Linked DNA regions of Homo sapiens: region 2 is linked to region 1. Evidence: chromatin contacts called from ENCODE Hi-C data. All regions are on one chromosome and are shown on one strand. The core of a region is the stretch at or near the end of the contact, and the rest is flanking DNA. Distances in the headings are between cores, read along the strand shown. Region 1 holds the start of SLC30A5 (solute carrier family 30 member 5). Region 2 holds the start of SREK1 (splicing regulatory glutamic acid and lysine rich protein 1).

The links. Hi-C counts contacts between places; a loop is a spot of excess contacts on that map. Pooled maps may share reads with other maps.
Region 2: a map of CD8-positive, alpha-beta T cell shows a loop between it and region 1 (3-fold over the local background). The contact joins the promoter of SREK1 here to the promoter of SLC30A5 in region 1. A Hi-C loop is called at or near these places in 2 of 168 maps with a recorded cell type or tissue (CD4-positive, alpha-beta T cell and CD8-positive, alpha-beta T cell) and 9 of 50 pooled maps.

Annotation. Positions count from the first base shown.
Region 1 is chr5:69,091,031-69,097,777 of GRCh38, forward strand. It overlaps SLC30A5 (solute carrier family 30 member 5), which reads left to right and starts at 2,984. Exons shown (of 16, transcript NM_022902.5): 1 at 2,984-3,308. The coding sequence starts at 3,226. RefSeq lists silencers at 2,697-2,806, 3,137-3,426, 3,472-3,766 and an enhancer at 2,907-3,006.
Region 2 is chr5:66,139,895-66,146,641 of GRCh38, forward strand. It overlaps SREK1 (splicing regulatory glutamic acid and lysine rich protein 1), which reads left to right and starts at 4,406. Exons shown (of 12, transcript NM_001077199.3): 1 at 4,406-4,643. The coding sequence starts at 4,483. RefSeq lists a silencer at 4,187-4,256 and enhancers at 4,437-4,716, 4,977-5,036, 5,097-5,146.

The sequences.
Region 1 (6,747 bases), core at 1,734-4,233:
AAAATTCAGGGCAAGTCCATAAAGTGAAAGCAAGTTTATTAGGAAAGTAAAGGAATAAAGAATAAAGAATGGCTACCCCCATAGACATCTCTTAGAATGTCTTAACTGTCTGGGAATACAGCCCAGTAGGTCTCAGCCTTATTTTACCCAGCTCCTATTCAAGATGGAGTTGCCCCGGTTCAAACGCCTCTGACAACAGTTCTGTTAGTCCAAACTGCACCATTTTGTAAGCTCCCCACTAATTTTGCAGACCTTGGTCAAAGTGAAACATTTCACAGGGGTTCGGGGCTGTAAGAAACATCCTGTCTAACCACTTGACCACAAGGCAGACAAAGGCCCAAATAAAGAAACATCCCTATCATATCTTGCTGGGCAAAGTTCCAAGGAATACCATGATGACATCTGCCAGAACAAGGGCCAGAACTGCCTCATCACAGGAACATCTTATCAATATCCTGCCAGGCAGCAAGCCATACTGCCCAGACCCTTACCGCCCATACCTATAAATACCCCCAGCCTATAAGCAGTGGTGGGCTCTGGCATTAAGCTGGTCCCCCACATCTGTAGGTTTTATGCTGGACATAAAGCCTGCATTTACTGTCGAGCCGCCCTCTTTCTGTGTGTGTGTGTGTGTGTGTGTGTGTGTGTGTGTGTGTGTGTGTGTGTCTTTCTTTAACCCTCCTGTTCCCTTCAAAACCTAGCAAGTTCTAGAGACTTTTCACTTATTAACACATGTATAATCCTCCCAACAACCCTACAATATAAATATTACTATTCCTACTTTGCATATAAAAAAAAAACTGTGGCGCAGAAAGGCCAACTAACTGACCCAAGATCCCACAATTACTAAGTGGCAGAGTTGGGATTCAAACCAAGACTGACACAGGAACCCACATTCCTAAATTTTTAGCAACAGAAAAATAACCTTTATAATACCCAGTCCTACTTGTCAGAGGCGTTTGACCCAGAGTGCCTCCATCTTGAATAGGGGCTGGGTAAAACAAGGGGGAGACTTACTCGGCTGCATTCCCAGGAGGTTGGGCATTCTTATTACTATTATTATTTTTTTTTTTTTGAGACGGAGTTTCACTCTTGTTGCCCAGGCTGGAGTGCAATGGCGCGATCTTGGCTCACTGCAACCTCCATCTCCGGGTTCAAGCCATTCTCCTCCTCAGCCTCCCGAGTAGCTGGGAGTACAGGCATGCACCACCCCACCCGACTAATTTTGTATTTTTAGTAGAGACAGGGTTTCGCCATGTTGGTCAGGCTGGTCTCAAACTCCTGACCTCAGGTGATCCACCCGCCTCAGCCTCCCAACTGCTGGGATTACAGGCATGAGCCACTGTGCCCTCTGCCTATGGAGTAGCCATTCTTTTATTCCTTTACTTTTTTAATAAACTTGCTTTCACTTTACTGTATGGACTTGCCTCGAATTCTTTCTTGCGTGAGATCCAAGCTCTCCTGGGGTCTGGATGGGGACCCCCTTTTCAGGTAACACTACCTGACCTGTTTTTACAGATGTGCCTGGATTACACAGTTTCACAGGCAGAATTTAAAGAAAATCAACGCTTTCCTTTTCAAAAAGGAGACAAAACAGTTTGCAGCAACACTTAACAAAATCCTCTTCCTTCTCCTATGTTCTGTCCTCACACAGTTGGATTCCAGGGCCTCTAGCAACAACGGTTACCAGTACTCCAGGCCCCACACAAAAAGCCACAAAAGCAGTCACCTTCCTCCGTTACTTTATTTGATAGATGACCCCAGGCTCCCTGTGGCAAAGAAGAATCCTTTCTTTTTCTTTCTTTTTTTTTTTTTTTCCAGAGACGGTCTTGCTCTGTTGCCCAGGCTGGAGCACAGTAGCATGATCATGCCTTATTGCAACCTTGACCTCCCACGTTCAAGCGATCCTTCCGCCTCTCCCTCCTGAGTGGCTGGGACCACAGGCATATGCCACGCCTGGCTAATTGTTTTTGTATTTTTGATAGAGACAGGGTTTTGCCATGTTGCCCAGGATAAGAATGTTTCTTTAGAAATCTGGAAATTGCCTTTAGGTTCCCTTAGGAGTAGGAGAGAAGGCCATGAAGTTTCGCACGTGGTCACTCCTAGAAAATTGCCCTGGGATAGTTTGCTGAGGAGGCAAATTTTGGTCAATACTAGTTTCTCCTCTCCAAAGTCCATCAAAGGCATTGTTCAAAAGAAATGGCCGTACCACTATTTGTAATTGATTCTCTACAGCTTCAAAAATAGTTATCTCTGGTTGGGGGAAGGGCACGTGAACTTTTAAGACTTCGGGCCTTCTCATCACAAAAATGATCCATACTCACAAAAACTTAGAGGCAGAGGGTATGTTAACCTAGATTAAGAATCTCTAGGCCGAGTGCGGTGGCTCACTCCTGTAATCGCAGCACTTTGGGAGGCCGAGGTGGGTGGATCACCTGAGGTCAGGAGTTCGAGACCAGCCTGACCAACATGGAGAAACCCCGTCTCTACTAAAAATACAAAATTAGCCAGGTGTGGTGGCACATGCCTGTAATCCCAGCTACTTGGGAGACTGAGGCAGGAGAATCGCTTGAACCTGGGAGGTGGAAGTTGCCGTGAGCCGAGATCGCGCCATTGCACTCCAGCCTGGGCAACAGGAGCGAAACTCCATCTCAAAACAAAAAAAAAAAGAATCCCTAACGCAGAGGAAAAGATTGGTGAGCTTTGTTTAATCACACACGCTGTACATTTTCCACGCCCTCCCCCTCTGCCCTACAGGAATCCGCTGTACTTCTGACGGCCCATAGGTGGCACTGTAGGGACAGGTAAGTGCACAGGGAGCGCCACCCGGAGAGGCTGATAGGAGGCGGAGCTTCAATGCGACACAACGTGGCGGGAGGAGCCTAAGGGACGAGGAAAGGCGAGTGTTCTGCTTGCGCAGACGCAAGGCTGGGCACTCCCCCGGGAGTGAGGGTTGCTGGGCCTGATGACGTGGCTTGGCAACGTCCCTACCGCCGCTGCTTCCCGGGAACCTGGCGCCGCCGGAACTGATCGCGGCCTAGTCCCGACGCGTGTGTGCTAGTGAGCCGGAGCCGGCGACGGCGGCAGTGGCGGCCCGGCCTGCAGGAGCCCGACGGGGTCTCTGCCATGGGGGAGTGACGCGCCTGCACCCGCTGTTCCGCGGCAGCGGCGAGACATGAGGAGACCCCGCGACAGGGGCAGCGGCGGCGGCTCGTGAGCCCCGGGATGGAGGAGAAATACGGCGGGGACGTGCTGGCCGGCCCCGGCGGCGGCGGCGGCCTTGGGCCGGTGGACGTACCCAGCGCTCGGTAAGGGACCGATCCGGAAGGCAGCGACCGGCCGGGTCGCTCAGGATGCACTTTCTCCGGCCTCCCTCCGGTCTCCGCTGACAGCCCGGGACGTCCCGGGGTCGGCGCGCCCTCTCCCCCTGCCTGCCTCCCTGCGCGCAGGCTGCCTCCGGGCTCCCCGGGCTCTTCGGGTGCCTGCTGCAGAAGGAAGGCGCTAAAGCCAAAAAGCTTCTGCTTGAATTTCTGGGTTACAAGGCAGACAGTCAGTCTTAGAACTGCCCGCCAGTTCACGTGAGAGGTTTTTCTGATCTGTGAGAAGCCTTTCTCTTGGCTGTTTCTCCCTGAAATAGTCTGGCGACTACTTAACCTTTCTGACGTTTCCCTGCATAAATTAGGGGAAGGTGTCACCATCAGCTCTCTTCAGGCGACGAAACCAAAGTACATACGTGAACTTGGATGTTCAGGGGAACTTGGATGTTCAGATTAACTGAGCACATCGAGGGTCCAGCCCCGTTTTCTTTTTTTATTTTGTTCTTAAATAAGAAATGTGTCCTCGTTGTCAAAAAAAAATCTAAACAGCAAAGCAATTCATAGAGTAAAAAGTGAAAATTCCCACTTCCTCTCTTCAATTCTCCCACCAACCCGAAAAGTAAGGGACCAACAGGTGCAGCGACCACTTTCTAGTGTATCCTTCCTAAGTTCTGAGATAGTGTCGAAAATGCACAAAATACAGCCCTGCAATTTGGCTGGAACTGGTGTTCTTTGCCTCCATTTTTAACGAGTTCTTCCCATTCTGGAATAAATACTTCTTTGATATTTAAAGAAAGTGATAAATGTGATAAATTCTTTAGAACTGTAGTAATAGCATTATAACGTAACTTTTTTTTTTTTTTTTTTTTTTGAGACGGAGTTTCGCTCTTGTTCCCAGGCTGGAGTGCAATGGCGCGATCTCGGCTCACGACAACCTCCGCTTCCCGGGTTCAAAAGATTCTCCTGCCTCAGCCTCCCGAGGAGCTGGGATTATAGACATACTCCACCACGCCTGGCTAATGTTTTGTATTTTTAGTAGAGACGAGGTTTCTCCATGTTGGTGTGGCTGGTCTTGAGCTCCCGACCTCGTGATCGGCCTGCCTCGGTCTTCCAAAGTGCCGGGATTACAGGCATGAGCCACCGCGCCCGCCCAACATAAGCATTTGTTATGAAAAGGGAAGAACACCACATAGGACAGAACTTAAACCAACTGCATTTTTGTAGCATAAATTTAATTTTCTAATCTATTTTGAGCATCTCATTTTGTAAATAACAGCATATCAGATGTTAATTCTTGAGACATGACAACTAAATGCAATAGGCAATTCTGGTCTGATTTGGTAGTAGGGGAAAAGTGCTTTAAAGGATGTTACTGGGTCAATTGACAAAACTGGACTATGGACAGTAGATTAAATAAAAGTTTCATATCAGGCCGGTCGCAGTGGCTCACACCTGTAATCCCAACACTTTGGGAGGCCAAGGCAGGTGGATCATCTGAGGTCAGGGGTTCGAGACCAGCCTGGCCAACATGGTGAGACCCCATCTCTACTAAAAATACCAAAAAAAAAAAAAAAATTAGTTGGACGTGGTATGCGCCTGTAATCCCAGCCACTCAGGAAGTTGAGGCAGGAGAATGGCTTGAACCCAGGAGGCAGAGGTTGCAGTGAGCCGAGATCGCACCACTGCACTCCAGCCTGGGTGACAGAGCGAGACTCTGTCTCAAAAAAAAGCATATCACTTAAATTTCCTGAAGTAGACAGCTCTGCTGGTTTTATAAGAGAATGTCCACGTTCTTGGGAAAAACAAGTATTTAAGGATAAAGAAGCATGAAGTATGTAACTTACTCTCAAATAGTCCAGGGGAAAAAAATACCTCTGTGTGTGCATTCAGAGGGAGAGAGAATAATAAAACACAGGACGATACATTAACAATTACAGAGTCCAGGTAAAGGATATACTACTCTTGTAACTTTTACGTAAACTGGAAATTATTTTTAAATGAGTAGTTTAAAAGTGCTGTTTATTCAAGAGTGTAAAGAGTGTATTGTCTCAGGTAGGGAAATGTGGTAAACAATCCTTTGCTATTTTATTTGTACTACTTACTTAGCAGAGTTGCCCTTCTATTGTAGTTTATTGCAGAATCAAATTCAACTCCTGACTGGTTGAATTTTGATGGATTCCAGGTTGCAAGAGTAAAGGAAGGATGAGGTCCTGGACGGAAAATGTGGAAATTAAAAAGAAGTTTCCCCTCTTAACTCTGCTTACCATTCTCTCATTTAACTCCAATATCCCAAAAGCCAGGCTTCAACCTTCCAGAAGGACCCTTCTGGAAAACTTACCAAATCTCCAGCAATTGTCTAGGTATAAAGTAAACGTAGGCTAAAGCAGGAGGATCACTTGAGCCCTAGAGTTTGAGACCAGCCCTAGTAACACAGTGAGACCCCTGTCTCTACAAAATATAAAAATTAGCCAGGCACAGTGGCAGTGCCTATAGTTCCAGCTACTTGGGAGGCTAAGGCAGAAGGATCACTTGAGCCTGGGAGGTCAAGGCTGCAGTGAGCTATGATCCTATAAGTGCACTGCAGCCTGGGTGACAGTGCAAAACCCTGCCCCGCCTTTCCCCTCCAAAAAAAAACCCCAAAAAAACCCCCACAAAAAACCAACAACAACAAAAAAAAAGTAAATGTATATGTACTAGAAAAAAACAGAACACAAAAAACACCCTTAGAGATTTTAGTTGTTTCTTCCCTTCCTCTCTTTTTCTTTTTTTTTTTTTTTTTTTTTTTTGAGGCGGAGTCTCGCTATGTCGCCCAGGCTGGAGTGCAGTGGCGCGATCTCGGCTCACTGCAAGCTCCGCCTCCCGGATTCGCACCATTCTCCTGCCTCAGCCTCCCGAGTAGCTGGGACTACAGACGCCCACCACCGCGCCGGGCTAATTTTTTGTATTTTTAGTAGAGACGGGGTTTCACCGTGTTAGCCAGGATGGTCTCGATCTCCTGACCTCGTGATCCGCCCGCCTGGGCCTCCCAAAGTGTTGGGATTACAGGCGTGAGCCACTGCGCCCTGCTCTTTCTTCTCTTTTTCTTTCCTTCCCTTCCTTCATTCCTTCCTTTCTTCCCCTTCCCTTTCTTTTCTTTCTGACAAGTTCAGTTCCTCTGTTGCCCAGGATGGAGTGCAGTAAAATAATCATGGCTCACTGCAATCTCAAACTCCTGGGCTTAAGCAATCCTTCCACCTCAGCCTCCCCAGTATGTGAGATTGCAGATGTGCACCATCATGCCCAGTTCATTCTTTAATTTTTAGTAGAGATGAGGTCCCAGTATGTGAGATTGCAGATGTGCACCATCATGCCCAGTTCATTCTTTAATTTTTAGTAGAGATGAGGTCTTGCTATGTTGCCCAGGTTGATCTCGAACTTCTGGGCTCAAGCA
Region 2 (6,747 bases), core at 3,156-5,655, 2.9 Mb before region 1:
TTCTTGTAAGTACATCCCACACTTATCTTATATACTTTCCCAGCTCTAGCATTCTCTTCCTGTCCCTGTACACCCCAGAACTGCTCTCTCCAAAGTCACCTCCTGGTTCTCAGTCTAGTAAGTACCTAAAATCTATCATGTACATCTTTCTCTTGGTTTTTTCTGTTGCTGTATTTACTGGGGTTTACTTTTTTGAATTTTTGGTTTCTGGTTGGCTCTTATGGGCCTGAGCCTCCTTGTGAGGAGCTCTTTTTATTTTTTTCACTGAAACTTTGCCATCACTATTCCTATGATGTTGTATTTGAAGGTGTTGGGTTAGCATGCAGATGAAATCAAGAGGCCTGGAGATAAAGAAATAGCTGAAAATTGGAGCCGTGAGAATGATTACAGAGTTTGGAAGCAGAACATGGCATGGAGGTTGGAATTTTAAAATGTATCTCAGAAGTCCATGGTAGAACAGTCACATTGGCCAGAGTGGCAGGGCTGGAACAGGCCCAGGTTTGGTAAGTTTCCCTGAGAGATTTATAGAGGGATACTGTTACCTCTTCTCCACACGAAAGAGTTTGAAACCAGCCTGGGCAGCATAGTGAGACCTCATCTCTATAACAACAACAACAAAAACAACAATACCCCCTAGAGCCAAAACCTTTTTCTTCCTTTAAATTTTGTGACTATCCTCCCTCCCAGTTTTCCTTGGGGCTTGATTTTTTTTTTTTGGCTATTTGTTGTATTTGTCTGTTTAATGTTGTCCACAGCACTTTTCCTGCTACAAACATTCCTGGTGTATCTATATCTCCTCCCAATCTTAAGTCAAGTGCTATATCTTAGTTCTAGACATTTTTCCTAAATTTCATTTCAGAATGTTGTCCATAAGGGATCTCAATATTTTCTGCTCTTTCCTCCCAAAGCTGCTCTTCCTTCATATTTTTGGACCTAAATTATGACACTGTTTACTTAATTCTCCAAGACATAAATCTAAACTCCTCCTTCTGCTTTACTATTAAGAGTAGATTAAGTCCATTAAGAATACTGCTTTTACAACCTTCTAAACCAGTGGTTCTCAACATGGGGTTTGCAGACCACAAGAAGGAGCTCACCTGGGAACTTGTTAGAAATTAAAATTTCAGGCCCCACTCCAGACTTATTGAACTAGAAACTCTGGGGATGGGACCAGCAATTTGTTGTAACATGCCCACGGGCTGATTCTGATGCACACTAAAGTCTGAGAATTGTTCAAAACTAGTTGTTAATCCGAGAGATCTATGGTTGGACTTCAGGAGGACCAGAAAGCATCAGTAATTGTAGCTAAAAGTGAGTTTATGTCCATATATATTTTTCTGAGTGGACAGCTTTTATTCCTTTTATCTTCAAATGAGTTCAGTGATTCTCAAATTTGGGGCTGTTCCTTGCTTTCCATTACTACCACCTCTTACCTTTGTTCATGACCTCATTATAGCTTATTCAGATTATTGCAATAACCTACCCAGTTTCTTTGCCTCTAGTCTGAACCCTTTCCAATGTATCTCCAGGTTGCAGTGACAGTCATCACTTTCTTTCTTTCCTTCCTTCCTTCCTTTCTTTTTTGAGACAGGGTCTTACTCTGTCACTCAGGCTGGAGTGCAGTGGCACAATCACAACTCATTTTCACTGTAGCCTCGAACCCCCAGGCTCAAGCAGTCCTCCCGTCTCAGCCTCCCCAGTAGCTGGGACTACAAGCATGCACCACCATGCCTGGCTACTTTTTTGTTGTTATTGTTTGGTAGAAACGGGGTCTCTCCATGTTGCCCAGGCTGGTCTCAAACTTCTGGGCTCAAGCAATCCTCCTGCCCTAGTCTCCCCAAATCCTGGGATTACAGGCATATGCCACCGCACATAGCCAGTCATTTTAGAACATGAATCTGATCAGGGTCACTCTTCAGCTCCGAGGTCTTCAGTGGCTCCCAGCTTATGATAAAGTAATCTCTACCATGACAAATAATACCCTTCATAAAGGCTTATTCCTTTGCATGCATCTCTAGTCATTTTCAGCCCAGCAATAACAGACTTTGAATCTTCTGTACCTCACTCGAGCTCTCTTTTACCTTAACCCTGCCTTTGCATATTCTACATGCTCAGTCTGGAATGCCCTTCACTGCTCCTCCTTCCCTCCTTGCCTGGGTAATTCCTATTTGTTCAATATTCAGCTTAAGCAATATTTCTTCTGGGAAGTATTCCATTAGAACTAAGTTTAAGAGGCCCTCCTGTGTGCTCTGAATTCCTCCATGCTTATACCTATGGTAATAATAATTCTCAAACATTTTGGTCTTGAGTCCCTTTACATTCTTAAAGATTATTAAGGACTGTAAAATGCTTTTATTACTATCCACATTATAAATTAAACCTGAGAAATTTGGTATTTTGAGATTCATTTAAAAATAATTATAAGCCCATTATGTTAATAGAAATGACGCATTTTTTTCTTAGAAACCGAGATTGAAGGCAAAATGATGCATTTTTATGATAAAATATTTTTCCAAAAAATTGGTGAGAAGAGTGGCATTGTTTTACATTTTTCAAACCTTTTTAATGTCTGCTTTAATAGAAGACAGCTGAATTCTCCTATCTATGTATTCTTTATTTTTTTCCAACTTTTATTGTAGGTCCAGGGGTACATGTGAAGGTTTGTTACATAGATAAATTCATGTCATGGGGGTTTGTTGTACAGATTATTTCATCATCCAGGTATTAAGCCCAGTGCTCAATAATTTTTTCTGCTCCTCTCCCTCCTTCCACCCTCCACCCTCAAGTAGACCACAGTGACTGACGTTTCCTTCTTTGTGATCATGAGTTTTCTGTGTATTCGATCTGTTGTGATATGTTTTGGTTGAAATATATGAGGGAAATCTGATCTCATAAAGATAAGGTGTTGGAAAAGGGAAAACTACTTTATAGCCTTTCCAGATAGTTCTAGATATTATTCTTTGATACGGTACCAAACTTACATGTGGTAGTTTCTTAGCCTTCATTGCAGTGTGGACTGAATCTGAAACCACATCAATTAAGCACTGAAATCCATCAATCTATCTTGCACATACCAGAGGCTTTTTGCCTTTGTAATGGCACCCACTGGCCATTTGAAAAATAGGTGTCCACTAAGTTGTAAAGATCACAAAAATGTTGACATATTTCATTATATAGTCAAAAATAAATTGTTAATATAATGCTTCTTTTACTAGAAAAGTCTTTAAGTACTGGCAAGCTGTCAAGCTCAAGCTGGTGGATACAAGTGTAATAAAATTTGTATTTTTAGGTGAAAATTCAAAGAATTACACTAGTGCTTTTTCCGGAGACAACCATTTCACTTGGGCATGTAGCGGCAGTAGTTTCCATTTTTTCACACATATTCTTTAAAAGACGTGTAAGCAAGGATGGATTTGAAAAAAAAATACAATTTTTAGTTATTTGTGAAGGACATTTTTAAAGTGAAACTAGCATACTTTAAAACCTTAAATGTTGTATGATGTGAAGAATACAAAATGCAACTACCAGTACAAGACTGGCGCCACTGCCTTGATTGCTGCTAAGGTGTCAGCAGTTTAATCTTTTACGTTACCAGTGCAAATGGCAACAAAGTGAAAAAGGTCAAGAAACTCTTAATATTATTACGAAAATCGTTTTGACCTTGCCAACTTACTGAAAAGGTCTCGGTACCCTTAGGGATCTGCGGAGGGCATTTTGGGAGCAGCTGCCATGGACTCACTACTGTTGTCTCTCATTAGGTTGCAAGTTCTATGTGAACTGTCTTTAACTGTCTGTTACGTGCCCTTGCCTAATAGTGCCTGGGACATAGCACTCAATAAACATCAACACCTGTGGAACGAGGGAATTAAAAACAGGTTATAAACAACCCCTGCACAGCCTTCATCTTACTGCCTCTTTCCTTAATTCAACCTGAACCTACGCATTTTGTAAAATTTTGTTTTTTTCACAATTAGGACGCCTGCCAACTTTTAAAAATAGTTGGAGTTGGGGTGCTGCCTGTATGTGATAAGGCTGCCCTATAGTTTGGTCAAGTGTTCTTCCGTGTTGTCCAAGAGTCATTCCTTCTTTACAGTCCCGCACCAGTAGGCCAGGCCGCTTGGTTTCCCAATCCGAGACCGGAAGGAACCGGGTAGACATGAGCACAAGACTCTCATCGACTTTTGGGGAAAACAAAAACACCGATAAAAATCCAGGCGGTGAAACGAGCAGCAACAGCCCCAGGGACCCGGGAGCTGGAGGCCGCAGCCGCGCGAGAACCGCCGGGTTGCCGGGGCGACGCTTCCGGCTGGCGCGCGCAGCCCCGGGAGCAGGGGAGTTGTGAAATGGGCGGCTAGATCTGCCCGGCGCTGTGAATTCGCCAGCGGGAGCGCGCTCGCGGCCGCGCGTTCTCCGCTTTCCCGGCTCCGTCGCTGACGCGTCGTAGACGTTGGGGAGCGGGAAGGCAACGGCAGCGGGATCGGGATGAACAGCGGCGGCGGCTTCGGTTTGGGCTTAGGCTTCGGCCTCACCCCCACGTCGGTGATTCAGGTGACGAATCTGTCGTCGGCGGTGACCAGCGAGCAGATGCGGACGCTTTTTTCCTTCCTAGGAGAAATCGAGGAGCTGCGGCTCTACCCCCCGGAGTAAGTGCTGGAGCTCGGCTGGGGGAGGGGCGCGGGCGCCATAGAGACCTCGGGAGCCGAGGCGTGGAGGAGAGCGCGGACGCGGGCGCGCGGTGCATGTCACGTGATCGCGCCGGCTTACCTTGGTGCCCATATTTGATTAGGGCACCCGGGTTCCGCCGTCCTGCTCTCCTTAGTCGGATTTGGGGGGTTAACTACTGCACGGAGCCCTTACCAAGGATTTAGAATGGTTGCCCTTTCTGTGCCTCCGGGACTTGTGTTCGCTGCTGGGTCTTCGAATTCCGTGCCCCCACCCTCTTATTTCCCCCCGAACTTAAGATGGCCGCAGGTGGGCCCGGAACAGCCCTCATGGCAAACGTCTCAGAGCGTTTTTCCACTCTGAAAATCGCGGAGACCGCGCCTGAGCCACAGTCCAGTTTTTAAGGCCTTGGTGTCAGGCCGTTTTGCTGACGAGAAAGCCTGCTGCTGGTGACAAGATGGAACTGGGGCTGTGTTTGTTTCCCAGGACGGTCGCACAAACTTAGCATTTTGGTTTATCTAACCGAGCGCATCCATGTTCCCAAAGATCATGTCTGTTAGCCCTTTTGACAGCAGATTAAATTTTCCTCCTGAAAGGTCACACTGTCCCAAAGCTTTCAGAAAAAGTGTAAGTCGGTGCAGGGTTATCCCTCCCGTATACATTTAAAGTCCAGATCTTGGCTGGCATTCACAGCTCGCGGCCACTTCCCAGATAGTGTATTTTGGAATGGTAAAATTTCCCTCGTACGATATTATTTAGAAAACTCGCAAGGGGTTTGTAGGTTGTTCACATTCTTGCACACAAACTTTTTTTCTTTTTTAATGGTAGATCTTACAGTATTAAGATCCTCCGTTTTTTGTTCATTATATCAAAATCCTTTGAGGGAAGGGGTAATTGTTACCCAAGATTTATTTCTTTAAAAAAATTTTGATTTATTTCCTAGTGATGCATTTAGACCTATTTTTCTTTAGTTTTCTATCTCAGGTTATAACAGTGCTGTTGCATAACTATATAAAAGTTGTGTGGATATTTAAAATTTACTTTTTAAGTTTTTCTTCTCTGCTTTTTGTTTTGGAATATTTCATGCATACAGAAAAGTTGAAAGAGTAATACATTGAACATCCATGTTCCTTTTACGAGCATTTTGTCTGTTTTTGGCTACAGTTGATTATTAAAATTTCCCCAGTTATTTTAATAATGCTTTTTTGTCTGCTTTTGATCTAGTATGTAATTAGATAACACTGTCTCCCTTGAATATGCCAAGTAATCCATGTATTAATAGTTATCTCCTTTAATCTAGGACAGTCCCGTCCCCTTTTAAAGATTCTAAAGTCGTGACATTGATATTTTGTTTTGTAGTTCATTTTGTCTTGTAATATGACTCATAATCTGAGTTTATATAGATGAGATATATAGATGAGGTATATAGAGATATGTGTATATATATATCTTTATATTCGTGACGAGATTCAGGTAATACATTTTTGACGAGAATACTGCATAAGTGCACGCACGTACATTTTGATTGATTAACCGTGGCATTATTGCTTTAATTATCTTAACTTTTGGAAATGCTTTCAGCCATCTCAATTTAAGTTCTCAGAACATTTCTTAATAGTTGAGAATAATTGAGAATTGTTTGGGGGAGTGCCGTATCCTGCAGGCATTGGAATCAATCAGTAAAATACTTTGTACATGAACCTTTGTAAATCTTGCTTTCAAGGCTGTGGTAATAAGGTATCTCATAGGTAGAAGAAATATATTGGAGAATGTTCTTCATTATCAACATAATATTTATTTGGTTGAAACCTGGGTTTGGGTGACAACACATTGCCATAACTGACAGTAATGGGCCACTTTTTTGAAATCAGATGTTATTACTTGGAATTTAAAAGTCAAAGAGAATAAAAAGTTCTTCACTTAAACATATGGAAGATTACGGTAGTGTATTTCACAAACTGTAACACATTAAGCAAAATTGTTGCATACGTGTAATATATATAGGCCAGGCAAAATCCTTAACTAGTTTTTCCCTAAGTGCAATACTAGATCCCTCATTCATGTTTTGCAGCAATACTGACATGC